Regions from separate parts of the Homo sapiens genome. Here region 1 is linked to region 2. Evidence: chromatin loops called from intact Hi-C (ENCODE). Cell type or tissue: Calu3. All regions are shown on one strand. Region 1 holds the start of MIR1302-6 (microRNA 1302-6). Region 2 has its middle 51 kb from the start of MIR1302-6.

Region 1 (5,000 bases), 51 kb before region 2:
GTCATGGGTTCATTTCACTTTATTTATTTATGTATTTGTTTATTTATTTAAGAATCCAAGAGATTGATCTGGTTCCTTCCATTTGCCTTGCCCCCAGCTGCTGTTACTGACAGGGTTTCTGCTTTCCATATTGCCCATTCTAGAGCAACACACAACCTCACTGCATTTTTCTTACACTTCTGCCTCTGATCCCAAAAGGAACAGATGACTGATATTTTCTCAGTTTTTCTTTCTTTCTTTTTCTTTTTTTTTTTTTAACATTGTTAGCAACAGAGGAAATAGATGACAGTGGTTGTTGGGGGAAGCTTCTCTGCCCTTCACACTTTTTCATCCTAGCACTGTAGAGAAAGATAAAAGAACATTAAAGCAGAAAGAGTGTGTTCTTGAGTCTGTAATACTGAGGTATTATCTTCTTATATTTTTGATAAATAGCCAGATTTGATGATGAGGAGGGAGAAAGGTGTGTTGGAGGAAGTTGACTCGTGGCTGAGAACAGCTGCAGCAGTCCTGGGGAATGAGGGTACCCCCCCATCTTTTACCCTTTGTCTCAGCCATATCAATTCCTGCCACCCGGGACACTGCCTAGGACAGGCTGCAGTGCAAGTGAAGATCAAGGACTGGAGAGGGGAAGGGGCTGTGAAGGCAACATCAAAGGTTTTGGGGCTGTGAGGGGAGATGGCACAGAGATCCTCTGTTGAGACGCTGAGTTTCTAGGACTTTCCTGAATCTCTTTTTTCCAAGGGAATGTATATATACACTAACACATATATATATGCGTGTGTGTGTGTGTGTGTGTGTGTTAAATGGAGCAACAAGATGAGGACTGGCTCATGATATATATGATTTGTTTCTTAAGTGATGATAAAATAAATTCTGAAGTACTGTGGTGATTTTAATGACAACACTTTGGAAACCTTTTGGGACATGTAGACAGGGATTACAGTCTGTGTTATCTACTTATCTATCTCAGGGGTCGGCATACCATTCATATTTACTATCAGCAAGATAGTAAATATTTTAGGCTTTGTGGGCCATATGGTCTGTGTTACAACTACTCTGCCCTTGTAGCAGAAAAGCAGCCATGCACAATAGCTAAGCAAGTTGGCCGTGTTCCATTAACACTTTAGCTATGGACAACTTCCTTGTGTTTCCTTCAGTTTCATATAATTTTCATGTGTCATAAAATATTTTTCTGTTGAGTTTTTAAAAAACTATTTAAAAATGTGAAAACACTCTTACTTTGTAAGTGGTGCCGAAACAGGCCTACAGGCTGTAGTTTGTCAACCCTGAGTCTATCTGGCTATCATTTGTTTATTTGTTGGTCTATCTACCTGTATGTTTTCCTTCTTCCTTCTTTCATCTAGGAGAAGAAATCTGGTTCCATTAAATTTTGTATGAGAAATTCTTTCCTATTTATATAGTCAACTACTCTAAACACTTACAAAGGGGATAGAGAATAACTGATTTATTGGATTTCTGGTATTGATTCGCTTGTGTCCTGTGGTTGAACTTGTACAAGCTTTATGTATTATTATTATTTTAAAATACTACATTTAGCATTCTTATAGCCAATTTAGAATAATTACTTTGTAAAAGATCCTTGAGGAAGTACATTACATCTAATAAAAAATTATCTTGGATCTTGTTAAGACTTGAAAACCCCAGGTGAATGATAGCGTTGGGTCAGTTTTTACATTCTGAATAGAGCACGTGTTTTTTCTGAGTCAGACAGGCAAGACTTGGATAGCTGTATATTACTGTTTATGAGCCTTATCCTTTCCTGCAAATCAAGTGTTTATTCCACTCCTGAACTTAATTAGCAGCTAAGAGCTTTGTGCTTTGTATTTTAAGGAAGCATGTGATTTGTTCATTAGTTCAAAAGCAGATTAATTATTATATCTTTAGTCACCATCTGTAAACACATCTATATTGGTGAGCTCTCTCCTGCTGAGTTACCTTGAAATGCCCTGTGGTGTTTTATTAGCTTCAATTCTGTGTTTATTACAGTTGGCTGGAGATTTTTCAATTTAGTTTATTGGCCACAGAAAGTCCAATCATTCTGTGGAAACTACCAATTTCTGAGAGTGAGGGGTTTACTAGTGCTGGCTGTCAATTTGCTCTAAACATTTTCCCCAAATCAAACTGTATTTCTGTTTGGATTAAAGATAGTAGTAGTTTGATTATAAGCTAAGATTTTAAGCACCCTATATATTGTCCGCATTCAAGGAAGAGCAATTGGGATTAAAATTAGTAATCTGCATGAAAAAGTATCTTTCTAATCCAAGTTAGCTCCAGACAAAACTGTGAAGTACGTGAACGAAAGAGGATAAATGAATAGTTATTGATGCCTGGGCATTTTAATATTATCTAATTTTGGTTTTGCAGCAATGCTGTTAGGTTCCAAGTGATTCTCAGAGAATTTAAAGAACTTGCATAAGATCATTGATAGAGCTGGGATATGAATCAATATTAGTGTGACTTGTGAGTTTGTGCTTCTCTTCACCAGTGTCTAGATTGTCAGAAAAAAATATAGGACACCTAGTAATATTTGAATTTTATATTATCAACAAATACTTTTTTAGCATAAGTATGTCCCAAATATTGTTGTCCTAAATATTGTGTGGGCCATACATATATTACCAAATTATTTGTTGCTTATCTGAAATTTATATTTAAGTGGGTGTCATGTTTTATTATTACTTGTGAAATTTGGAAACCTTAGTAGTGTCCCTTCCTTCTCTCTCCTTCTCTAGGCATTAAGTCTGTCCAGGAACCCCTTTATCTGCTTCCCTGCTCCCTCTGTACTTCTGGCTTTGGCTTATTAACCCCATTCTTTGCTTCTTTAGTTTGCAGTTTACCTGCTCAGGTAAACTTAAACATTAACTGGGGACCTTATTCTCTCTGGTTTTCAAAGTGTCTAGTGACTATTTTAAAAAAGGAATAGGATTAGCCTGTTTGTCAGAGCTAATGTCTTCAGTGATTATATTTTTCAAGTTATGTATTTACTTAACACAGCCATGCTTTAATGCAGGGTAACTCTAGAGGCCAAAATTTTTAGACCCTGTGCAAAGAAAAAGAAGAGCTTAAGACCATTCTTTTAGTTATTCTGATAGGGTATTTTTCCCACAGAACCTGTTGGTGACTTTATGTTTTTAATTTTATCTAAAATTTGATTATTATTATTATTCAGATTTCTTTTGCTTTTGATTCTTGTATACTAAACAAATTTTGAAGACAATTTTCGTGCATTTAAAAAAAACTTTATAAAATACTTTTCAAAGAATTAGTAGATGATTGAGGTCTCTAACAATTCTTAAACTATATTTTCACTTAGTAAAAGGTAACACTTTTACAATACAATTTTTATTTCTTGAGTAACAAGAATACAGAGGGAAAAGTTACGGTTCTCAGTATCCAACCATTTAGCTATATACCAACATAGTAGCAGACCAGACGCTTCTCAGTGAAGCTAATCCAAGCCAGCACCTTATGTTCTCTGCCCAAACTCTAGGAAACTTGTACCTTTACCAAAAAATCTCAGAGACTGGCTTGGAAACCACTGGGTAAATCAGTAGGATTGTTTTATTATCTAGTTACCTTAAGGACTTTAACTGGGGCCTCAAAGTCTTTTCAGACCACTAAGCAGGAAGCGTGTGCTGTTAGCCATAATGTGGCTGCAATAAGAATGATAGTTTTGGGTCAGCTAACAGTATGTTATGGATGAATGTGGCTCCTTTCATCTCTCTGAATCTTGGCTTTGTTGTCTGTAAAATCAAGCAGGGGTGGGATTGAATGATAGCCGAGGTCTTTATTAGTTTGTTACTGGCTTCAACAGAGTTGGGAAGCCTCAAGCCACATGAACCTTTCTCAGAACTGCTTCTCAGGACACCTTAGGGTAGCTGAGTGATTACAAAAAGCATCTGAACTATGTGCAGATGCCTTGGAATAGAAGCAGGGGATCTGGAAAGGCTGTTCCCCAAGGTCTCTGCAGTCAGCCATGCACTTAGATTTGACTACAGACAAAACAGATGTATTCAAAAAATTGAATGGCATGTTTTACCTAAATGGTAGGGGTTAGGGAAGATAGCTTCTTAATGGGTCTTTGTGCCATGTCTCTTTATTCCTTATGATTAGTACAGCTGAATCCTGATTCTCTTTCCTTTTCCTTGTCTTCCTTCCCTCTCTTCCTGTCTCTCTTTTTTTCTCCCTCCCTCTCTCATTGCTCATTTTTTTCCTTTTCTTCCTTTCTTGCCACTCTAACAGGCTGAGAACAGGACTTTTAGGAGCTAGCTTTCCAGAAGTGATATAGTTACATTGCCTTATCTGGATTTCCAGAGCGCATTTCTCCTCATGTGCTTTTTCGCAAGAGAGAGAACATAACATAAGCCCCTAATCCTTTCAAATATGTTAAAGAGAACAATGCTGTGATTGAAGCAAGGAGACTGGGATTTGACTCTCGTGTCTTCCTCTTACCTACTATTTGTATGGCTATTGAAGAAGTCACTGAATAGATTTCATTATATCTAAAATGTGAGTATAATCCTCATTGAACTCTTAGGATTTCATTAACACTGAAATTCTATTGAAAAACAGTTTTTAAACTGATATACCATGGAAATTATTTTTTCATGTGCCTAGGTAGGTTTGTTTTCTTTCTTCTCTCTGTAATTCCAGAGTTGTTATAATGTGTCTTTCTCTCATGCTAGACTCTAAATTCATTGAGAGAGGACCTTGTTTTATTCACCTTTTAAGTTTTAATTAATAAGCCTATAGAACCTATAAAATGAGTCAGCATTTAGTAGGGTCTTATGTGTACTAATGTGTCTGAAGGCATGTACACATAAATTTAACTAATTTTTATTTTACTTATGATTCTGTCCAGTTTTTAATACAATATTAAAACCTGAGGAAAGCAGAATATTTAACTTTGTTATTATAGTTGATTAAATACTTTACTGTCTTTTTGCATATTCAATTATCTGTAGCTTGTGCAGTCTTGT
Region 2 (5,000 bases):
TTTAATATCCAAATGAAAGACTCATGACCATATTATTGGTGAACTTTTAAAAAATATTGTATTGATTTATAGGAAATTGATAAGCTTTGAGGTAATCTGTAAAATTATTTTTAACCCCCCCCCCCCTTTTTTTAGAATAACTTCCTGGCACTTGATTATATAAGGCTCTTGCTGCTTATGATAGATGGTTGCTCCTCACATATCATTGCATAATTAACCTTTTCTCCCAGGCTCTTAATGTCCAAGAAAATGTTCTCTTCATACCAGTAATGTAGTTCCACTGGAAAGTGTTCTGGGTGAGCTGGGGATTTTTCCTTTGGAGCTGGAATTTGCCCTAGTAATTCTGCCTTCTTTGGAATTCTGTGAGTTCTGTGAGAGGGCAGATAATCATAGTGGTGTATGACCAAGCACTCACCTTTTATCTTTAACTCTCAGAAGAAATTGTTTTTCAGAAAGAAATGTCAAAATGACATTATTCATGAGAAAAACTAGTCATGAGTTTTGGACTCTCTAGGAATGTAAACATGTTTAATAAAAGCTGGTGACAGTTTTTCGGTCTGCTGTTACTGGAAAGCCTGCTTGATTTCCTTCCCTGTGTTTTTCTGGTCTTGAGATCTCCAGTGCTTTCTGAAGATCCAGGAATGCCGTACAAATGGGAAAAGCCAGACTGTTATCTTGAACCTCTGTTTTTGAAATCTCTGTCTGATAAGGAAAAAAATATTGCAAGTCATTGTAGTTACTTGTTTGGTTTGTCACTGGAATTCCAAATATTTGCTTGGTGGTTCATGGACATGTAAATTTTGGGATATGTTACTATTGTTTAGGGTATACTGTCTGTAAAATAAGTTATTAACCCAGTGACTGTTAACTAGATCTTCCAAAAGCCCTGTCTCCTATCATTTTATGTGTATTGAAAAATTATTATAATTAGAGATTTTTTTAAACTCTTAGAAAATGAAAGTATACAGCTATGAAAATTCTGTTTGGGTAATTTTTTAAAAAATTTATTTTCAGTTCAGAGGTACATGTGCAGATTTGTTATACAGGTAAACTGTGTGTCACAGGGCTTTGGTGTACAGATTATTTCATCATGTTTGGATAATTTTTATGTTATTTTTTAATGCATTTTTATCCTTTTGTCTGTATTATTGTGCTTCCTTTTTTATTAAAGAAGAGTTGGATGTATCTTACTTTGGCTTTATGTTTAAAGTGAAACAGTAAATTGAAAGATTTTAACAGGTCGTGGTATGTCAATGAAAGAACCTAGAAATTAGCAGAAAAATGCAGGAAGCCAACTATAGATATTGGAAAAATAATACATACCATAACTTGAGTTAGGTAATGTACACTATCGAGTCTTTGAATTTCAATAAAGTATGTCAAAGTAGACATTGTATGTCATTTTCCCTTCTGTTGGGAGAACTGATAATCCGCCTACCCATCTGCCTTCCTACCTTTCTTAGTTTTCTTTCTTTTTCTTTTATTCTGCCTAAGTCCAGAAAAGATTTGGGGTCTATATAAGTAAGTTATGGAAAATAAAATACGTGAGGAGGAAGGGAAATGAAGGGAAATTGGGTACACCCTGTTAGTACCTGCATTTAAATTCTGTGAAGTTGCTTGAAGACGGATGGATCTGTGTCTGAGCTTCCTGATTAGCAAGTCTGTTGTCTATGGTGCGATTAATCTCTTCTCAGCCTAACTCTGATATAGTCACTGCCCTGTATAAGAAATGTCAGTGGCTCTCTATCACATCTATTTAAGGTATATAAGAACCCGTACCCTTTTCAGGCTTATCTTATTTTTCTCCTCAATGAACCCCACTCTGTTCAACATGTAGAGCTGCTTACCTTCCCCAGGTCCAGTTTTCTTGCTTGGAGGCCTTTGAATGACCCTTCCTCACCACTGGGAGTGTCCTGTTTACTTATCTTCAACACCCAGCTCCTACTCCATTCTTCTGTGAGGCCTTCCTGGGTGACGCTGACATTTGTTACCTCTCTCAGTTCTGGAACTTACCTTAGTACTGGGGTTGTCTTCTCTAATAGGCTTAGCTTTTTGAGGGCAAGGGACATCTAAGTACATTTTGTGGGGTGTATATAGAGTGAAGCAGTTGGCAGCTGTATTTATGGTTGCTCTCTTAGTTAAGTAATATACTGCCCAGCACACAAAAGGAGCCAAATAAGTGAAGAATAAAGGGCACTTTGTGAGGAGGCTGATTATAGTGGTGCTAGGGGCATGGAATTGGGGAGGAGGGAAGCAGTTGAATATACCTGAGCAAAACCAAACTGTTTCATATGTGTCATGAATCATATCCCTTTTCTTTTTGCTTATTCATTTGTTGACTTTCGGTTCTTTTCACCTCTAGTGCTATCCACTGAACTTCCTCCATCCCCCTACCTCCCCTTCCCTCCCGTTCCCTCCTCCACCTCCCCTCCCCTCCCCTCTCCTCTTTGACAGAGTCTTGCTCTGTCACCCAGGCTGGAGTGCAGTGGCACAATCTTGGCTTACTGGAACCTCCACCTCCCTAGTTCAAGCAATTCCCTTGCCTCAGCATCCCGAGTAGCTGGGATTACAGGCACATGCCACCATGCTGGCTAATTGTTTTGTATTTTTAGTAGAGACAGGGTTTCACTATGTTGGCCAGACTTGTCTCGAACTTCTGACCTCAGGCAATCTGCATGCCTTGGGCTCCCAAAGTGCTGGGATGACAGGCGTGAGCCACTGCACCCGGCCCCCCTCTTTCTAAGGTGGCTTATCTATTCATTGAACAACAAACATTGCAATAGGGTAGTCATTGTTTGCAAGACTTGTGGTTTCATACTGAGTTCTCTAAATGTGGGGAAGTTGCTAAGTTTGGCTCTTCTTCAGCTAGCACAGCGGTAGAAGCAGACCTACCACCCTCTTTCCTTTTAGTAACTTGAACTTCTCCCTGTTTCAATGCTTATAAACCACCTCTCTCCCAAAACAAATATGTATTGTGGTTAAGAATAGTGGAAAGAGTGACATGATTTTTAATTGTGGTTGAGCAGGAAATTGTTTTAAGTTAGTTTAGAATTCATTGATCCAACATTCTTTATACTTTTAAAAAGTAATACAGTTTTGCATACTGTATAATTAGCAGTAACTTTTAAATATACTACGTTTCTGAGGACCTTCAGTAAAATACATAGAAAGGAAAACATCCGGCTTAAAATTTGTGACTTTTCAATCTGTATACATTTTCAGTTCCTCTTATTTAAAGTGATAGACTAATAAATATTTTAATATAATGGTTGAAGTCTTTATTAAGATTAAATTAGGATCTTAAACTTTCTGTGTGTCTCCATTAAAGATGTGTTTTTGGCTTCATTATTTGACAGTGTTGTGGTATGGCATTTAATGGAGAACAAGATCTCTTACTTTGGAATGTATCTGGTCAAATGGAGTTCCTTTCATATTTGCCCAGGAAGCTTATTTTTCTAAAGATTATGGAAATAACAGATGTGGAACAAGCAAGCACTGCATGTCTTTCATTCAGAGTTCTCTGAGGAACCACCTTGGGTAGGCTTTTGTTTGTCACACACATAGCAAGTATGTCTTTACCCTGACTGATGCAATAGTCCAGCCTCCTGTGGGGTATCATCCACTAACAATAATGCCATAACCCATTAGTTGATTGCAAACTCTCTGAATCCATAGGGACTTGCCCCAGTCCAAATGAGTGACTAATTCTTAAACTACAAGGTAAAGCTGAGGTCCTAAGGGAGGAGGGACATGTTAAGGTTTGACTGTTTATTTTGCTTGTTATTACTGCAGGATCATTAAAGAAATGTTTATATCCTGTTGGGGTTCTATGTTCTTAACCACTATATAAGGATGAATAAGCTTTGTTTTTTTTGCTTCTACCTCTCTTATATTTCTTTCCATTCTCTACCCTCCCTCTCCTAAGGAAAAATGGTGTTCACACTCATTGGGTCTAAATAAACCCAAACGTCTTTTCTTTGAATATTTTATTACCTTATCTGTTTATCTATTAATGAGAAATTATACAAATGCATATTTGAAGTTCTTAGTAAAAGCCCAAGGACTTAAACGCAGCTCTGGAAACACCTGTCATCTATCTTTTATTTAGTAAATCTCCCTTTGTCCCAGATTCCTCATTTGGAAAATATGTCATGAATTTGTTATGTTGGTATCATAAAAGATGTAATTGTACAAGAGATAGTAAAGTATCACATGTTCATTTAGAATGATCACACATAAATATGTGCTTTTTTCTCTCAACCGTGACCTGTAACTATCCTTTTTTGAATGTCACAAAAATCTCATGTCTATAAGCCTCTCCACACTGATGAGATTGAGGCCTAAAACCATCATCTCCCAGCTCTGTCACAATTTCCAGATTTGTCTCTGTCTTTAGGTTTGCTCACTTTTGAGCACATAGAATTATGCCATCCTTTTCAAATTACATGTCAGCTCCTTACTTTATCCTACCCCCAGTAGTGAGCGCCTTAGTTGCCTTGCTTCATCTTTTGATGTGTTTTTACACTGTTTGTCATGCCAGCATTTCTTGTGAGCACCCTCCCCAAGACACATACACACACACACACACACACACACACACACACACACACACACACACACCACATTCTTAACCTATGGACATTTGCTGCTGTAAATTCATTATATATGGTGCATTGAAAATGTTTGCTCTGTGTTTCTTTCTGGACCTTGTGCTAGCAACTTTGTTTTGTCATTTTTGTCAAGTGATTTTCTTTTTTCTTTTTTTTTTCCAAATCAGCTAAGTCACTGATAAGATTGATGAGTATGAGAGATTGATCATTTTACAATTTCCATCCTGCGGCCATATGAGAGGTTGTATTTGGTACCTAGATTAGATCAAAGAGTGTCAGAACTCAATGGGCTGTATAACATGTGGCAGGTAGCAGAGTAAATTGGAAAGAATAAGAATACCAGAAGGAGCCAAGAAATACCTGTTGGAAACCCCAATCTGCCCTAACTAA

Evidence for each region. Peaks named below come from ENCODE experiments on the same cell type or tissue, not always from the same donor. Only the 100,000 strongest peaks of a DNase experiment are listed, where the experiment ranks them.
Region 1: a loop joins it to region 2, with 4 times the contacts of the local background. A loop is called at or near these places in 3 of 110 quality-filtered maps.

What each region holds. Positions count from the first base shown.
Region 1 is chr7:18,124,657-18,129,656 of GRCh38, forward strand. MIR1302-6 (microRNA 1302-6) reads right to left here and starts at 2,653; the gene lies at 2,564-2,653. It also overlaps a transcript of HDAC9 not described here. In Calu3, no CTCF peak of the experiment used is centred here; no DNase peak of the experiment used is centred here.
Region 2 is chr7:18,175,655-18,180,654 of GRCh38, forward strand. It overlaps a transcript of HDAC9 not described here. Among named protein-coding and RNA genes, the nearest start is that of MIR1302-6, 51 kb to the left of the region's middle. RefSeq lists enhancers at 1,858-2,002, 2,667-2,776 and a cis regulatory region at 1,921-1,938. In Calu3, no CTCF peak of the experiment used is centred here; DNase peaks (open chromatin) are centred at 1,907, 2,727 and 3,607.